Linked DNA regions of Homo sapiens: region 2 is linked to region 1. A link is a loop called in an ENCODE intact Hi-C map of the cell type or tissue named here. Cell type or tissue: PC-3. All regions are shown on one strand.

Region 1 (2,500 bases):
GCACACATACAAACGCACACACATGCATGCACACGTGCAAACATACCACACACATGCATGCACACATGCAAGCAAACGCACACATATCCACACATGCAAACACACAGGCAAATGCACACACACATGCAAACACATGCAGGCAAACGCGTGCACACACACACATGCACAAATGCAAACACATGCAGGCAAATGCACACACGTGCATGCAAACATGCAGGCAAACACACACATGCATGCAAACATGCAAACATGCAGGCAAACGCACACACGTGCATGCTCACATGCAAACACATGCACACAAACACACACACCCATGCTCAGAATCACCAGCAGATGCTTTTTTCTTTTTTTTTTTTCGACAAGAGTTTCACTCTGTCGCCAGGCTGGAGTGCAGTGGCTTGATCTCAGCTCACTGCAACCTCCGCTTCCAAGGTTCAAGCAATTCTCCTGCTTCAGCCTCCCAAGTAGCTGGAACTACAGGTACGCATCGCCATGCCCAGCTAATTTTTGTGTTTTGAGTAGAGACAGGTTTTCACCATGTTGGCCAGGATGGTCTTGATCTCTTGACCTCGTGATCTGCCCGCTTTGGCCTCCCAAAGTGCTAGGGTTACAGGTGTGAGCTACCGCGCCTGGCCGCAGATGCTCATTTTGTTTGTTTGTTTGGGGTAGGGTTTTGCTCTGCCACCCAGGCTGGAGTGCAGTGGTGGGATCACAGCTCACTGTAGCCTCGACCTTCCCAGCTCAAGTGATCCTCCCACCTCACCCTTTCAAGTAGCTGGGACTATAGAGACACTCCAACAGAACTGGCTAATTTTTATTTTTATTTTTTGTAGAGTTGAGGTCTCACTATGTTGCCCAGGCTGGTCTTTAACTCCTAGATTCAGGCAACCCACCTACATCACCTTCCCAAAGTGCTAGAATTGCAGGCATAAGTCACCACGCCTGGCCCAGATGCTCATTTAAACATACAGTATGTGGAGCCAGGGACTGGAGGGGTGAGGGAATTAGGTGCTAGAGTGAGGAAAAACTCACGAGCCAGGCATCTGCCCTCTGAGCATTTGGACCTGCTGTTCTGGTAAGAACATGCCCCAACCCAAGCACAAGCAGGACGACATCAGCACCATAGGGACAATAGTGAACTTGGAAGAGGCAAAAGGACTTATGGCAGGATGGGCAGAGTAGAGGTGGGAAGGAGGTGAGACCCCCACCTAGCTAGACCGAAAGTCTCAAAGAGGGCACAGGAGTGTGCTTAAGGTGCTGACTACAGAGAAGGGGTGCTAGGATATGAGACAGTGACATGAGGTCCTTAGCAGAGCTCCTGGCCCTCCTCGATCTTCATTAATGGCTAGCCTGTCAGGAAGGAGGAGCCCTACAGGCCTCTTTTCATTTTGCTTTTGAATTATAAAAGTAATACACATTAATAGCCCAAAACTGGAAGTGGCCCAGATGTCCATCAACAGGAGCATAATTAAACACACCGTGGCATATTTACACTGCTGTAAAAATAAATGAGCTGTTGATGCAATGAAAACATTGAAGGAGTCTTTAAAAATGATGCGGATATAAAAGAGTACACGCTGCAGGATTCCATTGCTATGAAGCTCTAGGACAGGCTGAACTGCCTTGTGGTAGAGAAACAGGGCAGTGCCTGCCTCAGGCAAGGCTTACAGAAGGGCACCTGAGAACTTTCTGGAATGACAGAAGTGTTCTGAGCCATGGTAGAGTTTGAGTTACATGGGTGTATGCATTTCTCAGAACCTGTTGAATGGTACAATTTTGTGGTGGGAATTTTACCATGTAAAATGGCATCTAAGAATAAAAGACCCATGAATTGTGAATGAACTCTACTTAATGAGATGCAGGCAGGAGTGCTGAGGGGTGAAATGGCCTGGTCTCTGCAGTTTACTTTGAAGTTCCCACAAGCACACGTGGACATGCCCTGCTCTTAAAAAAATAAGATGGTATAATTCTTCCAACTTTCCTGAATGCTTGAAAACTTCCATAGCAGCATGCTGGGTTTAAAAACACTACATAGACTCAAAATAATTTAAGTAAAGTGGGGAAGGGAGAGAGAGTACATTGGGCAGAGACCACATTGCTTCTGGAACATTATCCAGGGAGTGGCATCCGGGGTCTCTCTGCTTCCAACCTCACTCTGACCAGTCCCTGCTGCCCCACAGAACACTGGCCTCCTTATAATGCATATTCCAAATGAGACTTCATGGACATGCCTTATTCATTCATCAGTTACGTTTTAAGCACGTGGTCTGTGCCCAGCCCTCTGCCAGGTGGAGGGTAAAGTCAGACGTGGTTCCTACCCTTGCGGTGTCTGTAATCTAGTAAGCTATTGTTCAGTGATAGGTTTAGAAAAGAAGCAGCCTCGGGTGCAAGGAAGTGGACCCAGCCCCCAATTATTCAGAAGGTATTACACACCAGGCCCTGTTCAACAGTTTTAACGTGGATTAATTCAGTTCAACCTCATAAGCACCAACAAAGCAGG
Region 2 (2,500 bases), 63 kb after region 1:
ACCCGCTTTGTACTTCCCTGAATCTCCATGGCCATTGTCCCATTCCAAGCCATTGTTCTCTCTTGTGAATAGGATGATGTAATAGGATTTGGTGTTACAAAGTTCACCCTGACTGCTGATCACAGACAGCATTTCAGTGGAGCAAGAGTGGCCTCAGTGAGACCAGATAGGAGAAGACTGTGATCATTCAGAAACTGGTCCCTGGCTAGAGGAAAGAATTGGAGGCAAAATTTGGAGAATGACCCAGCAAAGCTGTGGTGAATTAGATGTGAGGAGAGCAGAAGAGTCAAGGATGGCCCATTACTGACCACCCACATTCATGGAGGCATTATTTAAGGAGATGATCAATCTGGTAGGAAAAGAAGCCAGAGCAATACAGAGTTCCACTTCGTATGTGTTAAGTTTGATGAGCCTGTGAAAACCCAAGGAGGTGTTAAATATCTGGGAGTCTGGAGCTTGAAAGAGAGCTTTGGGCTACAAATGCATTGGTAGCAGTTTTCAGAATATAGAAAGCCTAAAGAGGATAAAATTGTCTAAGAAAAGGATATGGAGATGTTATCCTAGGGTTAACTCGTGTAATAGGATGGCAATAAGTGCAAAATTTTATGTTGCCAACTATGGTCTCCAAAGTCTGTGAAAACGTGGCAGTGCAAAGGTTGACTGCTGGTTCATTTCACTAAATTGCGTATCTTCCCTGCAAATGGGGCCCCCATTGAAGTCGGTATTTTGGATGTTAGCATCTGGCTCCCTCAACTGCAGAGGATTTCTGACTGGTGGAGGTATGCCTACCCTTCCAATTTGGGGCTGAGGACACCACCTGATTTCAAAAAGAGACTGTAGATAGACTGCTGAGAGGTGACATCACTAATTTATTAAGCACATGTGTGTCACTCATATACTTGCCACAGTCCATGTGCTATTTATTGTATACTTACACCAGTCTTGAAGATGAGTATTTTTACCCAATTTACACTGGAAAAACAGAGGCTTAGAGAACACAAGCATTTGCTGAAGTTCATGTTAATCAGTGGTAGAACAGGTCTTGGACCAGCTCTGTCCACTGACAGAGTCCAAACTCCTAAGTGCCAAGCTGTACTGCTTCTCCCAAAGCAAACAGCCTAAGGAGTATGTCCGCCCCAGGGCCCTCCATTGCTTAGCTGAGTATGGGACTCAGCTGCAGTTAGGAGCCTCACCCTCCACAGGCTGTCAGAGCCTCCGGCTTCGCTCCACCCAGGCAATCTGGTTTTACAGTTTCCTTCTCAAATAGAAATACTAATACTAACAAATATTTTTGTGATGTGTATAGCTTATTAAAGACTTACCCAGGCGTTCTCTGGCCTCAATCTTTTATGTGCCCTAAAGTCAACCATTAACTTCTTTTCATTTCCTTGGTATGTAAACCAAAAATAAAACTCTAAGTCCCCCAACTAACTGATGGACCCCTCCCCTTGGCCAAAGGCATTCCAAAGTTAACCAGAAAAACTAGCTCAGGCCATGATGGGAAGTGGGAGTCGGACATGCCTCATTATACCCTCCTCCCTTTGGGAATTCAGGCACAGCTGACCAACATTAACATCAACACAGAAACCTTAAGACTGATAGAACAGATTCTTGAAGTCTGATGAGAAACATTTACCATCTCTTCTCTCTGAAGCTTGCTACCTGGAGGCTTTATTTGCATGACAAAACTTTACTCTCCACAACCCCTTATTGATTCCAGGTCTTTAGATAATAACTCTTGCAACCAATTGCCAATCAGAAAATCTTTGAATGTGGCCAGGCACTGTAGTTCACGCCTGTAATCCTAGCCCTTTGGGAGGCTGAGGCAGATGGTTCACCTGAGGTCAGGAGTTCGAGACAAGCCTGGCCAACATGGTGAAACCCCATCTCTACTAAAAATGCAAAAGTTAGCTGGGCATGGTGGCGGCTGCCTGTAGTCCCAGCTACTCGGGAGGCTGAGGTGGAAGAATTGCTTGAACCCAGGAGGTGGAGGCTGCAGTGAGCCGAGATCACGCCACTGCGCTCCAGCCTGGGTGACAGAGTGAGACCCTGTCTCAAAAAAAAAAAAAAGAAAGAAAGAAAAAATCTTCAAATCTGCCCACAGCCTGGAAACCCCTTCCCTTCCGATTTTCCTGCCTTTCCAGACGAAACCAGTGTACATCTTACATGTATTGATTATGTCTTAGATGTATTGATGTCTTATGTCCCCCTAGAATGTATAAAACCAAGCTGTAGCCTGACACCTTGGTCACATGTTCTCAGGATCTCCTTGGGCTCTAACTCAGGCCACTGATCACTCATATTTGGCTCAGAATAAATCTCTTCATATATTTTACAGAGTTGGACTCTTTTTGTTGACAGATAAAATAGGAAAAGGAGTGAGGGAGGAAGGAGGAGGTGTTCAGGGGCGGGTCCATCCGGGAGGGAATTGTTTTATCCTGGCTTCTCCCTCCATCCTTCATGGTAGAGTGTTGGTCTTTTTAAATGTAGGAGGTTTAGA

What was found. Hi-C counts contacts between places; a loop is a spot of excess contacts. Peaks named below come from ENCODE experiments on the same cell type or tissue, not always from the same donor. Only the 100,000 strongest peaks of a DNase experiment are listed, where the experiment ranks them.
Region 2: a loop joins it to region 1, with 2.5 times the contacts of the local background. A loop is called at or near these places in 5 of 110 quality-filtered maps.

Annotation. Positions count from the first base shown.
Region 1 is chr20:19,711,303-19,713,802 of GRCh38, forward strand. All of the region lies in intron 15 of SLC24A3 (solute carrier family 24 member 3), which reads left to right. Among named protein-coding and RNA genes, the nearest start is that of RIN2, 46 kb to the right of the region's middle. RefSeq lists an enhancer at 1-501. In PC-3, no CTCF peak of the experiment used is centred here; no DNase peak of the experiment used is centred here.
Region 2 is chr20:19,774,676-19,777,175 of GRCh38, forward strand. All of the region lies in intron 1 of RIN2 (Ras and Rab interactor 2), which reads left to right. Among named protein-coding and RNA genes, the nearest start is that of RIN2, 18 kb to the left of the region's middle. In PC-3, no CTCF peak of the experiment used is centred here; a DNase peak (open chromatin) is centred at 1,296; H3K27ac peaks cover 2,130 bases.